Linked DNA regions of Homo sapiens: regions 1, 3, 4, 5 and 6 are each linked to region 2. The links are chromatin contacts, found by Hi-C or POLR2A ChIA-PET in ENCODE. All regions are on one chromosome and are shown on one strand. Each heading gives the region's core, a stretch centred on a gene start or an enhancer-like site at or near the end of the contact. The rest is flanking DNA. Distances are from core to core; before and after follow the strand shown. Region 1 holds the start of LINC00339 (long intergenic non-protein coding RNA 339). Region 2 holds the start of KDM1A (lysine demethylase 1A). Region 3 holds the start of LYPLA2 (lysophospholipase 2). Region 4 holds the start of RPL11 (ribosomal protein L11). Region 5 has its middle 23 kb from the start of ELOA. Region 6 holds the start of ZBTB40 (zinc finger and BTB domain containing 40).

Region 1 (4,568 bases), core at 863-3,362, 990 kb before region 2:
CAAAGTAACAGGTTATAAAGGAATTGGAAGGGTGCCCGGGGTCGGGGGATAGAGGAGGTGGGCAGAAAAGGAGACGCTACAGTTGAACTGGAACCTGGGTGAACAGATCTCAGGAAAGAGCACTGCAAGCAGAGATCAGCAAAAGAAGTGAAGATGAGGCCGGGTGCGATGGCTCACGCCTGTAATCCCAGCACTTTGGGAAGCCGAGGTGGGTGGATCGCTTGAGGTCAGGAGTTCGAGACCAGCCTGGGGAACATGGCAAAACCCTGTCTCTACTAAAAATACAAAAATTAGCTGGACAGGGTGGTGCAAGTCTGTAATCTGAACTACTTGGGAGGCTAAGGCAAGAGAATCACTTCAACCCAGGAGGTGGAAGTTGCAGTGAGCTGAGATCATGCCACTGCATTCCAGCCTGGGTGACAGAATGAGACTCTGCCTCAAAAAAAGGCTGGGCGTGGTGGCTCACACCTGTAATCCCAGCACTTTGGGAGGCTGAGGTGGGCGGATCACCTGAGGTCAGGAGTTCGAGACCAGCCTGGCCAATATGGCGAAACCCCGTCTCTACTAAAAGTACAAAAAATTAGCCGGGTGTGGTGGCTCGTGCCTGTAATCCCAGTTACTCGGGAGGCTGAGGCAGGAGAATCGCTTGAATCCGGGAGGCAGAGGTTGCAGTGAGTCGAGATCACACCATTGCACTCCAGCTTAGACAACAAGAGCGAAACTCCGTCTCAAAAAAAAAAAAAAAAAAAAAAAAGAAGTGAAGATGAGCTTGTCAGATTGTCAGATTTGCAAAATAGCCAGAAGGTCAGTGTTCTTGGAGCAAACTGAGTGAGCAGGAGGGTGGGGAAAGATGAAGCACAAAGGCTGAATTTTACCTGGGATGATAAAATAATCTTACACAAGCCGAAACGTATATACTTTCACATAAATTTATGTGCCTATGAAATTGGAGTTGCTCTGGGACTCAAGCGGCATCCTTGCCCCAACCCCTGCTGTTTTCTGAAGCATTCCTAAGGAACCTTAGAGTGTGGGAGAGAGAAATAGCAGGAAGTCCTTAACCTAGTCCAACCCTTTTATTTTACAGTTAGGGAAACCTAAGCTGAGAGAGGAGATGGAAACCTGGTTGTAGGAGTGAGTGGGGAAGGGTTCACGGTCATTCTGGTAGGTAGGGGTAGGGCCAGAGCAAGGAGTCCTGGTTTGTGAACCACCAGCTGGCCGTCTAGGAGTTTACAGACCAGCAGTGGCAATGTTGACAAAGGGCATATCTTCCTTTCCCCAAGAACATTGGCTCTGGAGCAATAACCCAGCAATGGGGGCTTTGGGGTGTCCCTCTTAATCCGGTAGCTCAGCCCATTCGGATATGCCAGCTGGAAAGAGAGAGGGAGAAGTCAACTGAGTACCTCTCTCTAACAGCTCAATCCCTCCCCTTCAGGGTTAAGATCGGGGCTGCAGTGGTTAGCATCTCTGCTTCCTCTAGCCGGCTGTGTCATTGAACCTGTGTGATCAGACGCAAACCAGATCAGTATGACTTCAAAGCTTCATCTTTGAGATGGAGTCTTGCTCCCTCGTCCGGGCTGGAGTGCAATGGCGCAATCTCGGCTCACTGCAACCTCCGCCTCCCGGGTTCAAGCAATTCTCCTGTCTCAGTCTCCCGAGCAGCTGGGACTATAGGCGCCTGCCAGCACGCCCGGCTAATTTTTGTATTTTTAGTAAAGACTGAGTTTCACCTTGTTGGTCAAGCTGGTCTCGAACTCGTGACCTCAGGTGATCCACACGCCTCTGCCTCCTAAAGTGCTGGGATTACAGGCGTGAGCCACCGCGCACGGCTAAAGCTTCAGTTCTTAACCATCAGGCGACAGTGCGTAGTCTGGTAGCAACTGGAAAAGTCCTGCTGAGATTTAGCCTCCCATACACACAGAGTCCCACCCCGGACAGGCTGTATCAACCCCCCACGGCCATATGCCCACTGCTGTTTGCGTACAATGAGGCGGGACCTATAGACTGTATCCACTGACTCATCTGGAGTGATTCCGCGGGGCGCCAATACAAGGACCACTGTCTCCAAACAGCAGCCAGCCACCCCTCTCTCTTGGTTTCCTTCCTTTGAGTGGTGCAAAGGCTTAAGGGTGTAACCTCAGAATGGGGCCCTGAATCAGCTGTGGGCGAGCTCCTAGAGTATCTTAATTCCTGCTTCATCTCTTTCCATTTTGCAGTTGGGCAAACTGCGGCTCAGAAAGATAAAGAACTTCTCCGGAGCGAAAAAGCTGCTAAGAATGTATCCAAAACTCCGCACGGTAAGGACTGAGGACGGTCAAAAGACCACCAAGAGTTAAAACCATGAAGCTGCGTAGTACCGCGGAGGCTAGAGAGACCCGGCCCACCCCTTCCAACCTATGCCCCTCCTCTTAACTTCCGGGCGGGGCATGACTTCCGGTTCCCGCGCGGCGCTCCAAAGCTCGGGGAGTGGTGGTCTCCCTTTCCTGGAGTCATTTGTGGGAGTTAGGGTCTTATCCTGATCTTTCCTCGTCCCCCGCTCCCCCGTCCTCCGAGGTGGCAGCTGCGTAGGTGAACGTTCCCCCTGTCCCCTTCCTTCTCCTTCCTAACCCGAGTACGCTTGCTCGCGGCCACAGTGGCTGCCTGCCCCAGGAGCGGGGAGTCCCTGCCTTTGGGGTAGGGAAATGACTGAAATGTGGGACCTGCGGGCTCCTCGGGCTGACTTGGACCTCACTGCAGCTCTGGAGGTGGACCTCGTCCTGGGACCCTAGAAGCCCATTTCCGCACTCGGGCTAGGCCTTCGGAGCCGCGGCAGCATAGTGGGAGGAGTCGGGCTCAGCTCCCCCCCACCACAACCGGGATTATTTTTATCGGTTGAGTCATCGCACTACCTTTCATCCTTGTGGCTTTGGGCAAGTCCCCGCCCTCCGAGCCTCACTTTGCTTATCTGTGAATGGAAATAACAGTGCCTACCCCATGGGCTATCGGGAGGATCAGTTGTGAGGGAATGCAGTGTGGGGTGTCTGGCCGGCAGAATTCCACAAATGGTAGCAGCGGTTGATGTCACTGGAGGTTCCTGGGGCAGTAATTTATCAAGAGTTTATGATCCTGAACTAAGGATCATACGGAGGAGGATCTGTGTATAACGTTCGGCACAATGTTAGATAGGAAGTAAGGGCGCAGTGCACTGGAGTTATTTTTTCTTTTTTTTTTTTTTGAGACGGAGTCTCGCTCTGTCGCCCAGGCCGGAGTTGCAGTGCCGCGTTGTCGCCTCACTGCAACCTTCTCTGCCACATGGGTTCAAGCGATTCTCCTGCCTCAGCCACTCGAGTAACTGGGATTACAGTCGCACATCACCACGCCTGGCTAATGTTTTGCATTTTTAATAGAGACGGTTTCACCATGTTGGCCAGCCTGGTCTTGAACTCCTGATCTCAGGTGATCCACCCGCCTCGGCCTTCCAAAGTGCTAGAAGTATAGGCATGAGCCACTGTGCCTGGCCTGGAGTTATTTTTTCTCACTGGGTTTTTGAGCAAAGAAAAGGAGTTATTAACTGGTGAGGATAAATTTGTGTTTGGTAAGTCGTCTTCTGAAGCTGACAGGATTTATAAGCCGGGTAAATTGTGGTGCTGGTTCATCTTTGAGAGCCAGCCTTAAGAATTGGCCCACTGACTGCTGGGCGTGGTGGCTCACATCTGTAATCCCAGCACTTTGGGAGGCCGAAGCGGGTGGATCACCCGAAGTCAGGAGTTCGAGACCAGCCTGGTCAACATGGTGAAACCCCATCTCTACTAAAAACATAAAAATTAGCCAGGTATGGTGGTGGGCACCTGTAATCCCAGTTACTCGGGAGGCTGAGGCAGAGAATTGCTTGAACCCAGAAGGAGGAAAGGTTGCAGTGAACCGAGATCACACTACTGCACTCCAGCCTGAGCGACAGAGTGAGACTTGTCTCAAAAAAAAAAAAAAGGAAAGAAAAAGGCCCACTGACAGTCTGTTCCTAGAAACCTGGGTTGTAAAGACGTTGGGTGCTGGGAGCTAGAAGAAGTAATAAAAGGGTGTTTTCCTAAGTGGGTTAGGGGTTTTCACTCAGAAAGGTTTTTGGGCAGGAGGGGAAAGCCTGAGAAGTTTTCTTCCTCTTGAGTTGTTATAAAAGTAATACATGTGTGTAGTTAGAAAACAATGCAGAAAGATGTAAAATGAAAAGTGTTTCCCCCTTCTACTGTTTCTGCCCTTCAGAAGTAAATACAATTAATTTCTTTGATAACTTTCTATCTATTATTTGGATATATCAGGTTTTATTTATTTGTATCTGTATTTATGTATTTTTAATTTCCTCAGATCGGGGGTCATACTACACATCGATCGGGACCTTAGTCATGTTGTGATATGGACAGCTTTCTTACCAGTACTCATAAGCCTGCTTCATTTTTTACGTGGCGGCACCACTGAGTGGTTGACGGTACTTCAGTCATTTCCCTGTTGATGGTCACTTAGGTTGTTCCCAAGATTTTGCTTTCCCACAGTGTTTCACCCAACCTTTCTTGGACGAAATATTTTAGTCCAACTCACCC
Region 2 (4,517 bases), core at 1,544-4,043:
TGGAGTGCAGTGGCGTGACCATAGCTCACTGTAGCCTTAAACTCCTGGGCTCAAGCAATCCTTCCACCTCGGCTTCCCAAAATGCTGGCATTACAGATGCAAGTCACTGTGCCTGGCCTTTGTTGGGTTTTTAGGTTAGTTCTCCTTTATCGTCATTACGTATAACCTGAGATACACAGTGTTGAAGTTAAATCTGTACACATACTGAATCTTTCCCTAGAATGCTTTCCTGAAAGTAGAATTACTTGGTCAAAGGGTATGTATGTTTTTAACATCTAATTTCAAGTTTTATCAAACTATTAAATGTGCAAACAAGTCAGATAGAACTACAGGATTTAAAACAAGCTCCAATCCACTGCCTCACCTCTTTCCACCGTCAAGTTCCAAGCCTTAGAGACAACCAATTCCAACTTTTTTAGCTGTTTCTTCTGTATTTACCTTGATATTTCTAAATAGTATGCTTATATTATTTTTTGATTTCTCAATTTTGACATTATGTATTTTATATATATATATATATATATATATATATATATATATATATATATATATATATATATATATACTTTTTTTGAGACGGAGTCTCGCTCTGTCGCCCAGGCTGGAGTGCAGCGGCGCGATCTCGGCTCACTGCTACCTCCGCCTCCTGGGTTCACGCCATTCTCCTGCCTCGGCCTCCGAGTAGCTGGGACTACAGGCGCCCGCCACCATGCCCGGCCAGTTTTTTTGTATTTTTAGTAGAGACGGGGTTTCACCGTGTTAGCCACGACGGTCTTGATCTCCTGACCTCGTGATCTGCCCGCCTCGGCCTCCCAAAGTGCTGGGATTACAGGCATGAGCCACCGCGCCTGGCCAACATTATGTATTATATTTTTATGGTGAAAAATAATTTAGCTCCCAAGCAGCACCTCCCCCAACAACCTCCCTACTTCCCTAAATCCTTAAAACCTTCTCATCTTTCTCCCCACAAACTTTCTTTTTTCTCCATTCTCTTAATGTAATTCTATCACTTTGGTTAAAACAATATTCACTGCTCGGCGGGGCGCGGTGGCTCACACCTGTAATCCCTGCACTTTGGGAGGCCGAGGTGGGAGGATCACTTGAGGTCAGGAGTTGGAGACAAGCCTAGCCAACATGGCGAAACCCTGTTTCTACTAAAAATACAAAAATTAGCCAGGCATGGTGGCACACGCCTGTAATCCCAGCTACTGGGGAGGCTGAGGCAGGAGAATCGCTTGAACTTGGGAGGCAGAGGTTGCATTGAGTCAAGATTGCACCCCTGCACTCCAGCCTGGGCAACAGAGCAAGACTCTGTCTCAAAAAAAAAAAGAAGAAACAAACAAACAAAAGAACAGAAAAAATAAATAAAACAATATTCACTGCTTACGTTTTTATGGTCATGTTAATACAGTTCACAGCTGAGCCATATGTTGTACTATGATTATATTTTCTTTCTTTTTCTTTTCTCTTTTTTTTTAGAAACGCAGTTTCACTATGTTGCTCAGGCTGGACTTGAATGAACTCCTAGGCTCAAGTGATTCTCCCACCTCAGTCTCTCGAGCAGCTGGTACTACAAGTGCGTGCCACGCCACTCGGATACATTTTCTTTCTTGCATAGCTTTTACTTTTTTTCCTTTCTACATTTGATTGCCTTTTTGTCTGTTTGCTTAGTTTTTTACAAAAAACAACTTTACTGAAGTACTACAGTTACATAAAACATACCTGTTTTACATGGATAGTTCATAGAGTTTTGACAAATATATACACCTATGTAACCATCACCCTAATCAAGATATAAAACATTTCCATCACCCCCAGCAAGTTCTTTCTTGTTCTTTTGCAGTCAACCCCCGACCCCCATCTCAGGCAAGGGCTGATTGGAGCCTATTACTGGAGATTAGTTTTACCAGTTCTTGAACTTCATGTAAATGGAATAATTTTTTGACAATTTCACTTCGAAGAGACAGACTATTAAAAAGACAATTGTTTGTGTAATAAGTACACGCATGCTAAAAGTACACGACCTGTTCCAGTTTTGGGTTAGCAAGGGATTCCTCGAAAAATTAAAAGAATAAACCGCTACTATCATTATTAGAAAGAATTAACCTGGAGTAGAAAGAGGTGTTATGTGGATGGGGATGGGGGACATGAAGGATGGGGGACATGGGGGATGGGGGACATGGGGGATGGGAGAAGCGCAAGACATGGAGTGCGAATGAGGTTGGGGTCCAGCCAGAAGGAAAAGCATGAACAAAGGCTTGGAGACAAGAGCAATTCCGTCTGGACTCAAACCTGGATTTCGTAACTTGTCTCCATTTTACTACCATCGAAACTGCTGTGCTCTCCAAGTTTTTTGCCCAGTCCAAGCAGGGCAATTATGAATAAGTAAGACGCTCTACCAACATATTTCAGTGTTTTCCCCCATTAGACTGTAAGTTCTTTGAAAGCTAGAACTTCATAATGTAACCCTTGTTACGTAGTAGGCAAGCATTAATAAATACTGGTTGAATTAACGAATAATTGGGTGAGTGAATGAACGAACGCACGCATGCAAACCCGAAAGTCCCTGGAGGAAATGGTCACCTTCGGAGGTTTAGTCTGGCCCAGAAGCCCTAAGACCACGGACTGTGCCAGGTCCCACTCCAAACGCCGGGGAGACGCTCTAGGCAAGCTACACGTTCTTTGCTGCGGTGCCACTCTAGCCGCGAGAACGCCGCTCTATGGCTGCGGGGGAGGGGCGGGGCTCGTGGGTGTCTCCGACCCTTTTTGTCCCGGCGCGGCGGGAGCGCGCTTGGCGCGTGCGTACGCGACGGCGGTTGGCGGCGCGCGGGCAGCGTGAAGCGAGGCGAGGCAAGGCTTTTCGGACCCACGGAGCGACAGAGCGAGCGGCCCCTACGGCCGTCGGCGGCCCGGCGGCCCGAGATGTTATCTGGGAAGAAGGCGGCAGCCGCGGCGGCGGCGGCTGCAGCGGCAGCAACCGGGACGGAGGCTGGCCCTGGGACAGCAGGCGGCTCCGAGAACGGGTCTGAGGTGGCCGCGCAGCCCGCGGGCCTGTCGGGCCCAGCCGAGGTCGGGCCGGGGGCGGTGGGGGAGCGCACACCCCGCAAGAAAGAGCCTCCGCGGGCCTCGCCCCCCGGGGGCCTGGCGGAACCGCCGGGGTCCGCAGGGCCTCAGGCCGGCCCTACTGTCGTGCCTGGGTCTGCGACCCCCATGGAAACTGGAATAGCAGAGACTCCGGAGGGGCGTCGGACCAGCCGGCGCAAGCGGGCGAAGGTAAGGCTCGACCCTTCCCTCAAACGACACCGCCTGGTGCCGAGCTTCCCCGAGGCTTCTCCGCCCTCCCCCGCCGCCGCCGGGTCTTGGGCCCTGCGACCACTCAGACCTCCCCTTGTATCGCTGCGCACGCCACGTCCCCTCTAGCTGGACGGGTGGGGTGAGAAAGGAAAAGTCTTTGCCGGTGTTGACTGCGGTCTTTGTGCTGGGTCCCGAGCGACGTGGGAAGGGGCATCGATGATTGCTGGGAGGGGTATTTTATTCCTTAGGTCTTTCTTGCACACCTTTTCATTTTCTTGACTGGAAAATGGCTCCCTGACGTGGGGTTACGGTTGGCGTTCTTGGAGACCTCACTTGTTTGTTCACAGATAGGTCTGGAAGCTGTTGGGCGATATTGATGGCGTTTCAGCTGGGTGCACGAGGGGGCTGTAGGTTGATGCTGAAGAAATCGCCTTAGCCGGGGAGATGAAAAGAAAGGGTCGTTTTTGCTTTTGTTTTTGTTTGAGCAAAACCCTGCTGTGTGGTAGGAGTTCTAGTCTTTTTTTTTTTCTTTTTTAAAATCCTCTCAGCGATCTTTTGGCGCAGAATTTTGCAGATGAGGAAGCTGCTGATTGAGAGAGCAAATAATAGTCAAAATGCAAATATATGGGAAGAAAAGATTTGACTCCAAACAGTATATACAGACAGTGACTGCCTCAAATGTCTGTGTCCTAGATGCTATATTCAGCGTGTCACCAACATTACTTTTTTTTGTTGTTGTTAAATATCAACGGGCAGGTATTGCTAGCCCTATTTTAGGAATGAGTAAACTGAGGCACACAATTTAAGCAACTTGCCTAAAGTCACAAAGCTAAATAAGTGATGGAAGTGGAATGTAATTCCCACATTCATGTTGTTACAGGGTATCATCAGCCCTTGAAACAAAGGACCACATGGGACACTGTGTGCAGGGCACTGGGGCAGTATTAGGGCGCAGACTTTAGACTTGGGCCTTTTCTGGAGATTTAATGGTCGGTCTAGTTGGAAAAAACAACCTGGATATATATGTGCGTGTAGTCAACATTTAAATAAAAATTTGCAGATTATATAATTTATGCCTGAAAAAATTGTCTACATAATTTTTAAGTGGGAATACCAAGTCAGTGTGTATGGGGAGCTTCTTGAGATGAGTATTACCCAGTCTGAGAGCTCTCATATTTATCTGCCTACTTGAGCCAACTCTCTAAAGTATAACCAGTGCTGGA
Region 3 (4,008 bases), core at 1,467-3,966, 770 kb after region 2:
CGGATCACGAGGTCAGGAGATCGAGACCACGGTGAAACCGTCTCTACCAAAAATACAAAAAATTAGCCGGGTGCGGTGGCGGGAGCCTGTAGTCCCAGCTACTCAGGAGGCTGAGGCAGGAGAATGGCATGAACCCGGGAAGCGGAGCTTGCAGTGACCTGAGATTGCACCACTGCACTCCAGCCTGGGTGACAGAGTGAGACTCCGTCTCAAAAAAAAAAAAAAAAAAAATCAAGACTGGATCAGTTTCTCCAGGAATGGTCAAGCTTAATTTTGTACAGTAGGCCAAAAACACTCCTACACCCATATATAGTAAAGAAGAAGGTGGGGTTGAAAACCTGTATTTCACAGAAATTAACTGGGCATGGTGGCGTGCACCTGTAGTCCCAGCCACTTGGGAGGCTGAGGTGGGAGGATCACTGGAGCCCAGGAGGTCGAGGCTACAGTAAGCCATGATTGCGCCACTGCACCCCAGCCTGAGGCAACAGAGTGAGACCTTGTCTCAAAACAACAACAACAAAACCCTATATTTCATTTTGCACAAAAGGAAGTGATTTGTAGAATGACATTTACAAAAATAAGGGAGAACAGATTTTGGAGCTCATCAGAAGAAATGAGGGTGAGGAAAGTAATTGAGCAGCTCATGTGGTCTCCAGGTAGACCAAAGACTTTGGACTTAAATTTTGAAAGTCAGTTTAGCAATTGAAGAGAATGTAAGTATCTAAAAAGGGGATTTGATATGGTCAGTATTCTCTCCCTTGCAGAAAACAGGAACAGGTAATAAAGGGAATTAGTGTTGAATCTGATCCTTTTGGGAGAATTCCTCTGAGGCATTGGCCCATGCTGTTGTTTGGAGGATATAGCCACTGTTTCTCCAGCCTGTCCTAGGAAAGGTCTGCTACCACCAAACCTTGTTGGCCCTCAAAATTTCTAAAATGCAGCCTGAAATAAACCAGAATGCAAATGCTGTTCTTGAAAAGCATGAAGGGTCCTATTCACTCAGCCACAGCCTCTTTATTTCAGTTGGATCATTTTTTGGAGTTAAAAGAAGGGCTATGTTTAAATTTGGAGTAGGGGGAAAAATAAAGTTAAAAATCTTAGAGCAGACTAGCCCTTCACTAATTCCACTAATTAAAGCATTAATCACAGCTCCTGGGACTGAGCCTCTGAATTTGAAGCTTCACTCTGAAGAATTTGTTTTAAGTGTCATGGTGTCTCAGGTGATCGAGGTTGCAGGAGGAACTGTTCATTCTTCCATAAGTGGGGACATTACCCTCCATTTTCTTTTGACATTCAGTCCTGGGTCCTTGGCTTGTGGTGGTCCCATAGGCTCAAAGGTTTCCTGCCCCGAATCCTGGTATTGTAGGCTCCCTGACCTGTTGAGTACTTAGGACCAAAGTGCCTCTGGGCCTGGGGGAAAGTGCTTTGTTGAGCTTCCAACTTTGTACTGTTTTCTTTTTCTTTTCTTTCTTTTTTTTTTTTTTTTTTTTTTGAGACAGAGTCTCGCTTTGTTGCCCAGGCTGGAGTGTAGTGGCACTATCTTGGCTCACTGCAAGCTCCGCCTCCCGGGTTCACGCCATTCTCCTGCCTCAGCCTCCCCCCGAGTAGCTAGGACTACAGGCGCCCGCCACAGCGCCAGGCTAATTTTTTGTATTTTTAGTAGAGACAGGGTTTCACCGTGTTAGCCAGGATGGTCTCGATCTCCTGACCTCGTGATCCGCCCGCCTCAGCCTCCCAAAGTGCTGGGATTACAGGAGTGAGCCACCGCGCCTGGCTGTACTGTTTTCTTTCTGTTCAAAGAAAACACTAGTATAGGTTAGGCTGGGAGAGTGAGTCCTAAGCGGCTGAGGGTCAAGTGTGACTCATTTCCTATTTGCAGATCCCCACACATTCTCAGGGACATGCTCCTTCAACTCAGTTTGCCTGCCTTCTGACTTTTCTGTGGTCCCTGATACCTATTTCCACTTCAGCTTGATGGCAGCGTTTTGTGCACTGTCTGCATGACATTGCTTGTGAAGGGCAGCGCTAACACTGCCAGTGCCTGTCCAGCTCTCCTGATACGGCCTTTGTATTTTTCCTAGGTCCTTTTTTGCGTGATTAACACCTCACGCTGTGATTTTACTGTATAAACCATGTTCACACAACCTCATTTAAGCCTACCAACAAAGCTGTGAAGGAGGCAGGGTGGTTATTACCATTTTATATATCAGGAAGCAGATCCAGAGAGGCAGAATTTAAATGGAATCCCGAGGTTGCTGTTTACATGCCTTCCTTGAGCCTCAGTTTCCCCATCTTCAAGGCTGGAGAACTAGATGATCTGTAAGGTCTCTTCGGTTCAGAGTGTGTCATTCCATTCATGATCCTGGAATAGGGCATGAAAGCCAGTGGCAGACACCCGAGGCCTTAAGAGGTGTGTCCCATGAGGATGGGAAGGTGGTAAAGTTTATGCAAACAATAGTGTGAGGGATGCCTCTCCTTCCGGTCGGCCCTCCTCCAGGAGGCGCATGGGTGGTGGTAGCAAGTGGGAGTCTTGGGTGCCCTGTCTCGAATCTACAAGGTGGGAGCGGGTGAGAACCCAGCGACTGCGCGGCTGAATGACAGGGAGTAGCCCCGCCGCCTCCAACATGGCAGCTTCTATCCAGCGAAGCCGGGTCCCCGCTTCCGGGTTCCGTACTGTCGGCCAGGCTACTTCCGGCAGCGCGATGGCTGGGTTCCCGGGACTCGAACGGAAGTTCCGGCGGGGGCGGCCGAGGGGGAAGAGTGTGTCTGCGGGAGAAAGAGGAGAATCGCCCAAGCGGCCTCGGAAGTCCCAGGGAGTGGAGGTACCCAGCCGGCGGCTGCGGAGGATGGGCGTGTAGGGGGAGGTCGGCCTCGGGAGGGTCCCGGAGAGCGGGGAGGGGGAACCGTGATGGGGGGGATGGGGGTGGGGAGTGAGGTGCGAAGGCGCTGTCCAGTCTTGGGGACTTCGGGAGTGGAGCGGGGCTAGGCAAGGGGGTGTCTGAGTATAAAGAGACAGACTTCAGGGTCGGAAATAGAAGAGCCCATTGTGGGGCGGGGGCTTCCCCAGAGTCAAAGGTACAAAGCTTTATTGTGGGCAGGTGGGAGTCCTGGGTCAGGGTAGAAAATTTCACTGGGTAGGGTGACCTTTGGTCAGAACAGAAGTTCCCATTGTGGGGAGCGGGAGATCCTGGGTCAGGGTGGAAGTTCTCAAGGTGTATAGAGAGAGACAGGTCAGGGGGAAGGCACCCCTCCGAGGAGGGAGCCTGGGCGGGAGGTGCAAGTCCCCACGGTGGAGAAGGAAGGGAATCGCAGCTCAGGGCAGGAGGTGCATTCCCCATGGGAAGAGGAACCCCGGGTCACAGGTGAACGATCCCATTGTGGGGAGCTGCCCTCAGGGGTCAGAGATGGAAGGTGAGGCCAGTTGGGAGGGGTGGGCAGGCACTTGAGGCAGGTAGTGGAAGCTTCCGGCGAGTTTGGAGGACGCCGAGGATGGGGAGGGGCCAGCCAGCCTGACATTCTTTTGTGTGTTTGGGAGTCCCAGAGCGTGGTCAAGCCAGGGCTCGTTTGCAGTCAGTGGCAGCAGCAGCAGGTAGCTCCGTTTAGGGGGGGCGTGGAGCACCAGTTTGGGGGTGGGTGGAGTTCTTACGCTTTCTGGGGACATGGGCAGCCCCCTGGGGGTCTGGGAATGGATGGGCCAGAAACTGCTGTGAAGGCTGGATGGGGGCTGGGTGGGGGGAGGTTGAGATGGGGGTTGGAGGCGGCACTGAGTAGGGGATGGAAGCTCCTTTCCCTGGCACTTTTCTCTCCATTTCCCATAGGGCCCGGAGTTGGGGAGGCAGGGACCCAGGGATGATTGGAGAGGAGGGGGAAGGCACTCACCCCTGAGGAGTTAGAGGGGGAATGAAGCAGGCGTGCCGCTGCCTCCCCTCTGCCCCCTGCCCTACAGTCCCTATGCCCTGCCTCTGCCTGTCTCCAGCAAGCTCAGGTCCTGTGGTTGGGCCAGAACCA
Region 4 (4,018 bases), core at 280-2,779, 670 kb after region 2:
TTTTTCACTGTATTAATGACATAGCATATATTTTGCTGTTAAGAACTTATTTTTTATTTTTGAGACGGAGTCTCGCTCTGTCACCCAGGCTGGAGTGCAGTGGCGCGACCTCGGCTCACTGAAAGCTCCGCCTCCCAGGTTCACGCCATTCTCCTGCCTCAGCCTCCAGAGTAGCTGGGACTACAGGCGCCCGCCACCACGCCCGGCTAATTTTTTTTTTTTTTTTTTTTTGTATTTTTAGTAGAGACGGAGTTTCACCGTGTTAGCCAGGATGGTCTCGATTTCCTGACCTCGCGATCCGCCCGTCTCGGTCTCCCAAAGTGCTGGGATTACAGGCGTGAGCCACCGCGCCCGGCCGCTGTTAAGTACTTATATGTGAATAAGCGTAAGAAAGTATTGCTTATCAATAGCATATACATTTACAGTCTGGAAAAATGGTTAGGCCAACCAACCAGAGATTGTCCACAAGGGTGGCTGAGATAGTGACACCTTTGCTTTCTGATGGTTCAATGTACACAAACTTTGTTTCATGCACAAACTTACTTAAAATATTGTATAAAATTACCTTCAGACTATGTGTATAAGGTGTATATGGAACATAAATTAATTTCATATTCAGACTTGGGTTCCATCCCCAAGATATCTCATTATGTTTATGCGAATATTCCATAATCCGGAAAAATCCCAAATCTAAAAACCGTCTGGTCCCAGGCTTTTCAGGTTAGGAATACGCACCCTGTAGTAACTTGCCCAAGGTCACATAGCTACTAGCTGGTCGAGACAGGACCACATCTGCCTGTCTTCAAGCTCGGGACTCTTAAACCACCACTCCTTTCCGTTTGTATAAATTCTATTTGTGCCCGGAGTGGTGGCTCACGCCTGTAATCCCAGCACTTTGGGAGGCCAAGGCGGGTGGATCATTTGAGGTCAGGAGTTCCATACCAGCCCGACCAACATGGTGAAACCCCATCTCTACTAAAAATACAAACAAATTAGACCGGTATGGTGGTGCGTGCCTGTAATCCCAGCTACTTGGGAGGCTGAGGCAGGAGAATCGCTTGAACCCGGGAGGCGGAGGTTGCAGTGAGCCGATATCGCGCCACTGCACTTCAACCTGGGTGACACAGCGAGGCTCCGTCTCAAAAAATAAATAAATAAATAAATTATATTTGTTTACGTTGTTACAGAATAAATTTGCGTCATAATTTGCATGATTGATTTAATGTAGTTTTGGCGTTCTCATCACACAAGGACCACCAGCTCGTGACACTGGGAGGAGAGAACGTCCTCAAGGTCCGGAAACTCAAGGACGTGCTGATTCGGGAGCTTTCAAAAACTATTTTTGGAAAACCCAGATCCCGGTCTTCAGCCAGCGTCGCCTGCAGTGGCTAGCACTACCCACAAGGGAGAAGCCGACGCTGCAGGGCTTTGCCAAATGCGCCTCTCTTCCTCGTCTTCATCTCTGTGGTTAGCCTGGGAAAAGAGCCCGCCTCCTGGCCCATAAGGCCCTCGGCCGGAAGCTCCGCTTTCTCTTCCTGCTCTCCATCATGGCGGTGAGTAGCTGGGACCTGGATTTGCTTTCCTTTATCCGTCGCCATCCATGGCAGGCCGAGCCTGCGGGGGCTACTTCGCCCGCAGCCCGAGGAATATGGAGCCCGCAATGCCTGCTGGCCCAAAACTAGCAGAGCCGTTCGAGCCAAGGACGCAGGGTTGAATTCTGTCACTTTCCCTGCCATCGTTTTAGGAGCGGCTCCGGGCACTTGCCCGGAGTGCTCAGAAGCACGGTCAGGAGGCTGCAGCGGGGGCAGATGGGGTGAATGGAGGGTTCTGAGGCAGGGGGGTCCGGGCCTTTTCCTGGTCCCGGGGACTTGAGACTTGCTCGGTGCTAGGAAACCTTAGTCGGTTGCTCCGCTTAGGGAAGGTGCCAGCCTTTAGACAGCTTCCGAATAGGATGCTGGACGTCGCATAACCACGTGTTTCCTGTTAACTGAGCAATTAAGTTCTGTTTCTTCGCTCACTCCCCTTAGTTGGCCTTACAATGGGGGCGCTCTTTGTTACCCTGAGCCTCTTAGGGTTCGATCTCAGTGTCCGTATCTTTTAACACTCAATAACTGTCCTGAGTTTTCTCTTCACCCGTTCCGTTCGTGGAGGAAGGATAGGTTCCGAGCTGTCTTCTTCCCTTGATGTCCCCTAAACATTATACCTTTTAAACATTCAGGGTCTTCGTTACGATTTGGGATGAGCAGAAATAAAAATGCTGTGCAGATAGAAAGTAGTAAAACTCAGGGCCCTCAGCTGTGAGTGTATTGACTGCTGCTCTTCCCTGTTGCAGCAGGATCAAGGTGAAAAGGAGAACCCCATGCGGGAACTTCGCATCCGCAAACTCTGTCTCAACATCTGTGTTGGGGAGAGTGGAGACAGACTGACGCGAGCAGCCAAGGTGTTGGAGCAGCTCACAGGGCAGACCCCTGTGTTTTCCAAAGGTGAGTAGTCACAAGGACATACAGGGTTTGCCTGCTTGGGTCGCTTGGTTGTTTCTTGATTTACCTGCTGTCGAGTCTGTTTAGAAAGTGACAGTCGGCATCACTTAAAGCATTAAATTCATGAGCCGGCCAAGAGGTGTCTTTTTTTTTTTTTTTTATTCAAGATGGCGTGTGGGATTGGAACACTAGATTTTATTTGAGCAGATCTTAAGCTAAGACTAGCCCAAGTAAAGATTTTCCTAAGTAACTAGGATATGAGATAGAGTGGAAATGTCAGGAACGAAGTAAAGATCATTAGATCTGATTAGCAGTTAGGGTTATATAGGCTGCATTAAGAACAGGGCTGTACGGGAGCATGAGGCTTCAGTGGCCTATATTAGTGCCACTGCACTCCAGCCTGGTTGACCCTATCTCAAAAGTTGTATACAGATTGCCTGGGTTTGAGTGATGGCTTCACCATTTGCTGGTCTGACTCTGGGCTCTCTGGACCTCTGCTTTTTTCTTTGCATAAAGAGGGTAATACTTTATAATTGTGGAAGATAAAATGAGTTGTACATGTGTAGTTGCTTTAGGACAGTGAAATATGGCAAGTCTTTGGATTCCACTCCTGCTTTTTGTTACCAGCTGTGATGTTTGGCAAGTTAATAAACCTCTCAAAACCTCACCTGTAAAATATGGATAACAGTACAATAAGGTTTCAGCAAATAGTAGATGTTGTCAATAATGCTTTGTTTTCTTTGGAACATGATAATCTTACTAGTGGCTTCTTCGGCCTATTCTGGTTGTGACCTTGCCCTTCCTGGAACTTCGGCGTTATGACTGTTCTTAACTGCTGAAGGATGGCTGGATGTCTGGAAATGGGAAAATCTGTGCTGTGGATGAAATCTTATTAATAGATGTGGGAGACACTAATTAGAACACCACAACTTAAAAGAGTGTGGATGAATGCTTAATGTCTCTTTAAGTCATGGAGATGGTGTTCTGGGAAAGAGGTGAGTGTAGTGGGGGTATGATGGCATCTGACTCCTTGTTACCCACTTCCTGCAGCTAGATACACTGTCAGATCCTTTGGCATCCGGAGAAATGAAAAGATTGCTGTCCACTGCACAGTTCGAGGGGCCAAGGCAGAAGAAATCTTGGAGAAGGGTCTAAAGGTGAGCCTAATCCCCTAATGGAGTGATATTGATCAGCACTCCTTTAGTAACACATGTAGATAAGTTACATTTAATGTTCTGTTCTTTGGTGTCTTGATATTTATTTACTTAAGCTTCTAAAAGGCTTTTTCTACAATCAGCAGGGTTAAACTGTTCTTGGTGGTTTAAAAGATGCTTGAGGCTGGGCACGGTGGCTCAACGCCTGTAATCCCAACACTTTGGGAGGCCAAGGCGGTTGGATCATTTGTGGCCAGGAGTTCGAGACCATCCTGGCCAACATGGTGAAACACCATCTCTACTAAAAAAAGATAAAAATTAGCCGGGCTTGGTGGCGGGCTCCTGTAGTCCCAGCTACTCGGGAAGCTGAGGCACGACAATTGC
Region 5 (4,371 bases), core at 972-3,471, 700 kb after region 2:
TGCTCAGGTTAGTGGGGTTCTGAAACCGAGAAGGGCTTCACCAGGAGAATGGCATTTCAACTAAGCCCTGAAAGAGAAAGCTTGGTGAGAAGGGGTGGGTGTTTGTGGAAGACAAGACATTCCAGGCAGCAGGAACAGCAAGGCGAAGGCCAGAAGCAGGAGCGCCCCTTTGGTGGAGTTGAGGAATTACAAGGTTTGTATGTGGAACACAGAGTGGGGTGGAGGTTGGGCTTGCAAAGGATTTTAGGCCCCTCCTAGGAGCAGATGGAATCCATCAAAGAGTTTGGGCAAGGGATTTTTATTTTTAATTGGTAAGCCCCTTGATTTGGTTAAGTAGAAAGGAATGGAAAATAAAGTTTATTGAGGGGTTTCTATGTGTCAGCTGCTTTACCTACCATTCCCTTCTTGGGTAGAAGCCCTGTGAGGTCAGAATTACTAGGAGATGAGTTCCTTGAGGACAAGGATGAGGCATTCTCAAATCTCTGATACTAAGTAGGACACTTGGCTCAGATGATGTGCTCAATAATGATCCACATGGTTGATTTTACAGATGAGGCTCAGGGAGGTGAAGCCATTTACCCCAAGTGAGCAGGTGAGGAGGCCGTGCAGCCTAGGAGCTGTGCCAACCCTAAGCCCATACCCCTTTCTAGACCATGCTACACATGTCACAACCCCAGATTTCCCTGCTGTTTTCCAGAGCCTCTTCCCTGGGTCCCTCCTCCCCAGAACACTGGTGTGTGTACCCCTAGGCCCAAGGGGTGGCCAAGGGGCATCTGTCTGTGAGTGTGACTTTGCACTTAGGAGCTGGTGTGACCCCTGGGCTGAACGTGAGGCCCTGTGGTGCAGGACAGAGACTAAGGCAGTGTATTCATTTCCTATTTCTGCTGTAAAAAAATTACCGCAAACTTACTATCTGACATTTATGGAGGCCAGAGGTCCAAAATGGGTCTCACTGGGCTATAATCAAGGTATAGCCATGGCTGTGTCCTTCCTGAGGCTCCAGGGAGAATCTGTTTGCTTGCCTTTTCCAGCTTCTAGAGGCCACCTGTGTTCCTTGGCTGGTGGCCACCTTCAAAGCCAGCAATCCCATCACTCCAGCCTTTGCCTCTGTCATCACATCTTCTCTGACTCTGACTCATGCTTCTCGCTTTCACTTAGAAGCACCCTTGTGATTATTTTGGGCTACCTCAATAATCCAGGATAATCTCCCTATCTTGAGGTCAGCTGATTAGCAATTTTTATTGTATTAAAATAAATAAATTTGTAATATAAATTGAAATGAGGTCTTGCAATGTTGCCCAGGCTGGTCTCAAACCTCTGAGTTCAAGTGATCCTCCTGCCTCGGCCTCCCAAAGTGCTGGGATTACAGGTGTGAGCCACCATGCTTGGCCTGATTAGCAATTTTAATTCCCCCTTGCCATGTAAGATAACATATTCACAGGTTCCTGGGATCAGGGTGTGGACACCTGGGGTGGGGAGGGGACATTATTCTGCCTAATGCAGGTGGGAAGAACAGCATGTAGGTTAGGGGCTAGTTCTCCTTGTGCCACCACATCCCCAAGAACTCTTAGGAATCTGAGAATGTTAAATTTAAACCTAGCCCCAGGTCATTATGAAGGTATATTCATCGAAGTAAGAGAACAGAATAGGATAGGATAGAGTAAAAACTGTATTTAATGGTTTGTTAGTTTTTAACTTTTAAATATTTAGATAAATGGTATGTGGGCCTCTGTATACACTTTTGCCATCAGCCATGCAAATATTAGAGGTCCGTCTAACCCAAAGTCACATAGCCGGTGAGGAGTCAAATTAGAACACAGATGTGTTACTTTCACCACACAAGGCCCCTCTTCAAGGAGAAGTAAGGCACTGTCTTTCTCAGCTTCGAGGCTCTGTATCTCTGCCTGTTTCCTGGTGGTTACAGGCTATGTGCTCTGGAAACTCCTGCTGAGAACCTGGCCTCCTAGCCCTTCTGAAGCTGCAGTTCTTCTCTCACACCGTGTATTGCCCTATGCGGATACCTCTCATACAGACCCTCCACTGGGCCGTTCAAGTCCACGTACTTATGGGTTCACCAGCTAGTTAGTGCCCCCAGCAGGGATACAGAGATGGTTTAGTCACAGTCCCTGCTTGCAAGGAGCTCACAGTCTAGTGAGGACATCACACAAAGAAATGGACAGTGACGACCACACGAGAGACTCCTCCAGTGATGGGTGCACGATAATCTGGGGCAGATCTGGGGTGGGGTTAGGTACAGGCTGCTCAGAGGAAGTGATTCTCAAACTGAGTCTTAATGAGGCCAGGAGGCTGAGGGCTGGAATTTTGGGTTGGCATATTTATAGACCCTGAGGCTGCAATGGGGCAAGTTTGGGAAATCCCAACTCTGTCATGATGACTAGAACAAAGAGTAAGAGGTGAGAGGGGCCAGAAGTAAGGCTTAAAACACTAAGAGCCACAAAAAAAAAAAAAAAAAAAAAAAAAAAGCAAACAAACAAAAAAAACACTAAGAGCCTCAGCCCAGGAATGGTGGCTCATGCCTGTAATCCCAGCACTTTGGGAGGCCAAGGCAGGTGGATCACCTGAGGTCAGGAGTTCGAGACCAGCCTGGCCAACATGGTGAAACCCCATCTCTCCTAAAAATAGAAAAAAAATTAGCCAGGCATGGTGGCACACATCTGTAATTCCAGCTACTCGGGAGGCTGAGACAGGAGAATCGCTTGAACCTGGGAGGTGGAAGTTGCAGTGAGCCGAGATTGTGCCACTGCACTCCAGCCTGGGCAAGAGACTCTATCTCAAAAAAAAAAAAAAAAAAAAAAAAACCCAAAAAACACTAAGAGCCTCATTGACCCTAACAGGCTGTAGGCTTTATGAGGGGCCTAAATGTTACTGTTCATACTGTGCCTATGTACCAGGCACATCAGTGCAAGCAAGGCACGTGGCACATAGTAGATGCTTAGTAAATTTTTGCTGAAAGAATGAATGACAGGGCCAGGCACGGTGGCTTACACCTGTAATCTCAGCACTTTGGGAGGCCGAGGTGGGCAGATCACTTGAGTTCAGGAGTTCGAGACCAGCCTGGCCAACATGGTGAAACGATGTCTCTACTAAAAATACAAAAATTAGCTGGGCGTGGTGGTGTGTGCCTATAATCCCAGCTACTCGGGAGGCTAAGGCAGGAGAATCGCTTGAACCCAGGAGGCAGAGGTTACTGTGAGCTGAGATTGCACCACTGCTATCCAGCCTGGGTGACAAAGCGAGACTCCATCTCAAAAAAAAAAAAAAAAAAAAAAAGAATGATGAATGACAGGCTAGGCACTGTGGCTCATGCCTGTAATCCCAGCACTTTGAGAGGCTGAGGCAGGCAGATTGCTTGAGCCCAGGAGTTCGAGACCAGCCTGAGCAACATAGTGAAACCCCATCTCTACAAAAAATAAAAAAATAAGGTGGGCATGGTGGCATGCACCTGTAGTCCCAGCTACTTGGGAGGTAGGTGGGAGGTTGAGGCTGCAGTGAGCTGTGATCACACCACTGCACTGCAGCCTAAGTGGCAGCAAGACCTTGTCTCAAAAAAGAAAAAGAATGACATGGGCTGGGCGTGGTGGCTCACTCCTGTAATCCCAGCACTTTGGGAGGCTGAGGCAGGTGGATCACGAGGTCAGGGGTTCGAGGCCAGCCTGGCCAAGATGGTGAAACCCCATCTCTACTAAAAATACAAAAATTAGCCGGGCGCAGTGGCGGGCGCCTGTAATCCCAGCTACTCAAGAGGCTGAGGCACAAGAATCGCTTGAACCTGGGATGCGGAGGTTGCAGTGAGCTGAGATCGTGCCACTGCACTCTAGCCTGGGTGACAGAGCAAGACTCTGTCTTAAAAAAAAAAAAATGCTGGGCGCAGTGGCTCATGCCTGTAATACACTTTAGGAGGCTAAGGTGGGCAGATCACCTGAGGTAAGGAGTTCGAGACCAGCCTGACCAATATGGAGAAATCCTGTCTCTACTGAAAATACAAAATTAGCCGAGCATGGTGGCACGTGCCTGTAATCCCAGCTACTCGGCAGGCTGAGGCAGGAGAATCGCTTGGACCCGGGAGGTGGAGGTTGCGGTGGGCTGAGATCGTGCCATTGCACTCCATCCTGGGCAACAAGAGCAAAACTCCATCTCAAAAAAAAAAAAAAAAAGAACTAAAAACATTTGGTCTGAGTCTCTTAAGATATGGGGACTTCGTGTTGGGATCAGTTTTAAAGCTCCCCAAGTGACTGTAATGTGTAGCCAGGGTTGAGAGTACCAGGGCTGCAGGCCACAGGGGAGCACTGAAGGGTTTTACTCGAAATCAGATTTGCATATCAGAGTCAATTTGAATTGACAGCTCTGCAG
Region 6 (3,972 bases), core at 347-2,846, 570 kb before region 2:
GATAAATATTTCTAGAGCACCTACTATGTGCCAAGCACCCTTCTAGGTGTTTGTTTGCTAAATCTAGCAACCCTATGTTCCCACTAAAAGAGAATGTGAGGCTGGTGGAAATGAGGGCTTAGGAGACACAACAGCTGTAGGCGTGGTTCCAGTTACTACAAAAGTGACTAAATAACAGCTACAGTAAATCCGACCCTGAATGTAACGGTGACATGAGTATAATAGTGAAAGTGACTAACTGGGCACAAGGGTATGAGGACAACAGTGTACCCTGAAGGGGCCTGTTAAATACTGGCTTGACTGTGTGGCAGCAAAAGTGGCTGCATGACAATGACAGTGAAAACAACAGAAAGGGCAACAGCTGGGCAAACAAAGTGCTATTTTGAACAGAACCGTTTGAAGTTTATGGTCAATGACGGTAGCTGCATGTCAGACAGTGACAGTAAATATGATCGACCGGGAGACAGCAACAATGCAAGTGACAGTTCTGCCCAGTAGATTGAATTTGTGATGTAAAACGGTGATGGGGTGAGTCAGTCAGCCAGAGACAGCTCTCAGAACGACTGAATATTGACATTGCAGATGGAAAAGGTATAACCACAGAGGAAGCTGGACATTGCACTAAGATGGCTGGATTTGGGCACGTAACTGTCAGGGACAGAAAAAGTGGCTGCATGTCAGTGACAGGGTGACTGTGTTCAGTGGGCCAGCGCGGAGGTGACTCAGTTTGTTACTGCTGGATCTGATTTAAATGTTTGTGTAAGGAAGGGTGGCAAGGGGACGCTTCAACAGGGAACGCATAGTGTGTGAGAAGGAAAATGAGCAAAAGAAAAGCTAGGACTAAATCCCAAAGCCCCTAAATCCCAAAATTGGGAGGTGCGAGAGGCAGGATCAGGATGCCTCCAGGATGCCTTCAGCCCACTGCGCCCCACCAGCGCCAAGCCTGTCCCACAAAGAGTGCGGGCTGGGGACGCGGCTCAGGTCGCCTCTCCGCCTCGCACGTGAATGTGTTGTTTTGGAAAAACGAAGCCTTTTGTGTTCACTTCCTTGCCCTCCTTTGAAACAAAATCCTAATCCTAGAGCTGCCGGAGCGAGACTGCGGAGCTCCATTAGAACTTTCCTTAGGGCCGGGCATGGTGGGAGGCCGAGGCAGGTGGATCATCTGGGCTCAGGAGTTCGGGACCAGCCTGGCCAACATGGTGACATCCTGTCTCTACTAAAAATAGAAGAGAAAAAAAAAATTAGCAGGGCGTGGTGGCGCGCGCCTGTAATCCCAGCTACTCGGGAGGCTGAGGCAGGAGAATCGCTTGAACCTGGAAGGCGGAGGCTGCAGTGGGGCGAGATCGCGCCGCTACACTCCAGCCTGGGAAACAAGAGCGAATCTCCCATCTCAAAAAAAAAAAAAAGAAAAAAACTTTACTTAGGAAGTGTGGGGAGGGAAGGAGGGAGTGGCCAAGGTCAGAGGTCAGAGAAGAGCCTAGCAACCAGCCGGCCCCCGCCGTCCTAGCATAGGTGGAGAGCGAGCGCGTGACGCAGGCCCCGCCCCCAGCACGTGACCGCGGCGCGTGGGGCAGGTCGGGCCGCCCCCTCCCCTCTGATACCCATTGCGCGCCGGCCTCAAGATGGCCGCCTTCTGGCGTCTCCGGCGCTGTTGAATGGCGAAAGCTTTATTGTTCCCTTCGGGCAGGAGTGTTCGTGTCCTCTATGGCGCTGTCAATAAAGAACGGCAGTTTGAATCGGTGCTGAACAGGTAACCATAGAAACGGGGCTGGGACTCCGCGTGGAGACCCTTCCTGCAGCGGGGGCCCGGGTGCGCCCTAAATGAGGGGTGTATACAGACCCTTCCGCGTGGCGAACTCCGCGGGACTCGGCCGAATCACGGCCGCCTCACCTACACCCCGGACGTGCCCCCTCCAGGGGCGGTCCGCACCCCTGGCGCCGGCTCTGCTGTAGACTGCGGAGGGGAGAGACCGCGGGGACCCACTCAGGGCGCCAGGCCCGACCTGACACCGCCTGGGGCTCGCTGTCGCCCCGCACCTCCCTCTCGGCCCGTCCGGAGGCCTCTTGTCGCTGTCTCACTCCCCCTCCCTTCAGGTCCCTTCGCCGGGCGTCAGCGGACTATGGCCTTGGGCCTAATCCATGCCCCCCTTCTCTCTTCCCCTCTCGGTCTTTGTTTACAGTTGCAAATGGTTAGGGGGAAGAATATTTCATGTAATTTGCGAAAGTTCTATGAAATCAAGTCCATAAATGAAGTTTTATTGGAACACGGCCCTGTTCATTGTTGATGTATTGTCTATGGCTGCTTTCCTGCCAAGAGGGCAGAGCTGAGTAGTTGCGCAGCCGTTGCTTGGCTTTGATCGGCTGGCTCACAAAGCCAGAAATATTTCTGTCTGGTCCCTTACAGCAAAAGTTTACTGACCCCTGCCCTAAACACAAGGAGATTGGATCAGTGTTGTCATTCAGCTATTCCTCTCGTCGGTTCTTCTGGAGTGGGAAAAGAGTTAAAACTGCGCGATGCACCGAGAGCACTTTAGTTGACAGAACACTCTGGCTTCCCTTCTGGTCTTACTGACTATTCAGAGTTTCTCCTGCTTTGAATAGCGTTGGTACCATGCAGCCAGTGCTGCAATGAACCAGGTGCTTTATTTATATTCATACAAGTGTTGTTCTACTTTATGACGACGCTTTATAAGTAAGTATGGTATTTCCATTTTACAAACGAGGAAGAAATTTGTTCTGAGTGGTTAATATATGTATAGGTGTACTAGGTTATAGGGCTGCCAAATTGAGCCTGTCCCTGGGAGCCCCCTGCCTGATGGCACCGGTCAAACTGCTTTGGATTTTATTCTTTCAAGTCTTTTCTACCTGGAATTGTTTGTTCTTCCCTGGAATTGTACCCAGATCTTTGTATGGTTAATGGAGATTTAATTACAATCTCAGTGAAATTTTTTTCTACTTAGCTAAATCATCAAACTTCTGCCCCTCCTTTCTAATATAAACACTTTTCTTCTATGTCAGTAGTCCCCAAACTTAGCTATTCATTAGTGGTTTAACAAATGGTTTCAGAACACCCCATGCATGTACGCATGCATTCATTAATCATTTAGTGTTTGTTGAGCACTTACTGTGTACCAGAGACGTTTCAAATTCCTGGAAATACAGTGGTGAACAAGACAAATATGATTTCTGCCCTTCCATGGAATTTAAATTCTATGTGGGGCTTGGACAAGTGGTATACAGGTAGACAAAGATAATTTCAAATACAGCTGTAATAGCATCATCATAATAAAATTATTAGTTGCTATTTACTGAGTGATTATTTTGTGCCAGGTACTGTGCTAAGTGCTTTATTTATATGGACTATCACTTAATCCTCACACCAATACTATGACATAAGTAGTATTAATATTACCATTTTACGCATAGAGGAAACAAACTCACGTCGGAGAGATGTTCGAGGTTACATAGCTAAGGCATTCAGCTGAGAGCTGAAGCTAATCTGATCACACTGAACACCCTGTATTGTTCCATCTGTTTATTGTCTTTCCTACTAGCTTAGGAGGTCCTTAAGGGCAGGGACCACACCTTACTGTTGTTATCCTCAGCTGCTAGCCAGTACCCACAACCTGGTGTTTGCAGGTAAATACCAAGTAAACAAATCTAGGTCATTCATTGAACAAATTTTTATTTTATTTTATTTTATTTATTTTTTTGAGACAGAGTCTCGCTGTGTTGCCCAGGCTGGAGTGCAGTGGCACAATCTCGGCTCACTGCAACCTCCGCCTCCCGGGTTCAAGTGATTCTTCTGCCTCAACCTCCTGAATGGCTGGGACTACAGGCATGTGCCACGACACCCGGCTAATTTTTTGTGTGTTTTTAGTAGAGACAGAGTTTCACCATGTTGTTCAGGCTGGTCTTGAAGTCTTGACCTCAAGTGATCTGCCCGCCTCAGCCTCCCAAAGTGCTGGGATT

Evidence for each region. Hi-C counts contacts between places; a loop is a spot of excess contacts on that map. ChIA-PET counts read pairs that join two places held with the same protein, here RNA polymerase II (POLR2A). Pooled maps may share reads with other maps.
Region 1: a loop to region 2 is called in a map of CD8-positive, alpha-beta T cell, with 6 times the contacts of the local background. The contact joins the promoter of LINC00339 here to the promoter of KDM1A in region 2. A Hi-C loop is called at or near these places in 2 of 168 maps with a recorded cell type or tissue (CD8-positive, alpha-beta T cell and posterior cingulate gyrus), 1 of 37 single-sample maps with no recorded cell type and 9 of 50 pooled maps. POLR2A ChIA-PET finds 5 or more read pairs at or near these places in 2 of 52 experiments (GM12878 and WTC11).
Region 3: a map of gastrocnemius medialis shows a loop between it and region 2 (35-fold over the local background). The contact joins the promoter of LYPLA2 here to the promoter of KDM1A in region 2. A Hi-C loop is called at or near these places in 2 of 168 maps with a recorded cell type or tissue (gastrocnemius medialis and naive thymus-derived CD4-positive, alpha-beta T cell) and 9 of 50 pooled maps. POLR2A ChIA-PET finds 5 or more read pairs at or near these places in 1 of 52 experiments (Panc1).
Region 4: a map of endothelial cell of umbilical vein shows a loop between it and region 2 (20-fold over the local background). The contact joins the promoter of RPL11 here to the promoter of KDM1A in region 2. A Hi-C loop is called at or near these places in 6 of 168 maps with a recorded cell type or tissue (CD4-positive, alpha-beta T cell, CD4-positive, alpha-beta memory T cell, CD8-positive, alpha-beta T cell and 3 more), 8 of 37 single-sample maps with no recorded cell type and 18 of 50 pooled maps. POLR2A ChIA-PET finds 5 or more read pairs at or near these places in 7 of 52 experiments (A673, CD4-positive, alpha-beta T cell, K562 and 4 more).
Region 5: a loop to region 2 is called in a map with no recorded cell type, with 3 times the contacts of the local background. The contact joins the enhancer-like site here to the promoter of KDM1A in region 2. A Hi-C loop is called at or near these places in 2 of 37 single-sample maps with no recorded cell type and 1 of 50 pooled maps. POLR2A ChIA-PET finds 5 or more read pairs at or near these places in 1 of 52 experiments (GM12878).
Region 6: a map of OCI-LY7 shows a loop between it and region 2 (4-fold over the local background). The contact joins the promoter of ZBTB40 here to the promoter of KDM1A in region 2. A Hi-C loop is called at or near these places in 2 of 168 maps with a recorded cell type or tissue (OCI-LY7 and naive thymus-derived CD4-positive, alpha-beta T cell), 3 of 37 single-sample maps with no recorded cell type and 16 of 50 pooled maps. POLR2A ChIA-PET finds 5 or more read pairs at or near these places in 1 of 52 experiments (activated CD4-positive, alpha-beta T cell).

Annotation. Positions count from the first base shown.
Region 1 is chr1:22,023,079-22,027,646 of GRCh38, forward strand. LINC00339 (long intergenic non-protein coding RNA 339) reads left to right here and starts at 2,113. Exons shown (of 2, transcript NR_023918.2): 1 at 2,113-2,294. It overlaps LINC01635 (long intergenic non-protein coding RNA 1635), which reads right to left and starts at 2,970. Exons shown (of 3, transcript NR_110692.1): 1 at 2,886-2,970; 2 at 1,728-1,888; 3 at 916-1,367. RefSeq lists enhancers at 2,398-2,999, 2,611-2,720, 2,798-3,092.
Region 2 is chr1:23,016,675-23,021,191 of GRCh38, forward strand. KDM1A (lysine demethylase 1A) reads left to right here and starts at 2,794. Exons shown (of 21, transcript NM_001009999.3): 1 at 2,794-3,273. The coding sequence starts at 2,923. RefSeq lists enhancers at 2,598-3,285, 3,286-3,971 and a silencer at 3,041-3,110.
Region 3 is chr1:23,788,429-23,792,436 of GRCh38, forward strand. LYPLA2 (lysophospholipase 2) reads left to right here and starts at 2,717. Exons shown (of 10, transcript NM_007260.3): 1 at 2,717-2,822. It overlaps LOC105376860 (a long non-coding RNA gene), which reads right to left. Exons shown (of 2, transcript XR_947067.3): 2 at 2,186-2,362. RefSeq lists a silencer at 2,895-2,954.
Region 4 is chr1:23,690,277-23,694,294 of GRCh38, forward strand. RPL11 (ribosomal protein L11) reads left to right here and starts at 1,530. Exons shown (of 6, transcript NM_000975.5): 1 at 1,530-1,553; 2 at 2,333-2,483; 3 at 3,531-3,637. The coding sequence starts at 1,548. RefSeq lists an enhancer at 1,492-1,811.
Region 5 is chr1:23,718,515-23,722,885 of GRCh38, forward strand. No RefSeq gene overlaps it. Among named protein-coding and RNA genes, the nearest start is that of ELOA, 23 kb to the right of the region's middle. Within about 2 kb of position 2,222, at least 5 of the 41 ENCODE cell types and tissues checked have a DNase peak (open chromatin) inside an H3K27ac peak, as active enhancers do; they include GM12878, where a contact is called at or near this core.
Region 6 is chr1:22,450,255-22,454,226 of GRCh38, forward strand. ZBTB40 (zinc finger and BTB domain containing 40) reads left to right here and starts at 1,597. Exons shown (of 18, transcript NM_014870.4): 1 at 1,597-1,750. RefSeq lists silencers at 842-1,136, 1,451-1,650, 1,991-2,080 and enhancers at 1,526-2,087, 1,801-1,880.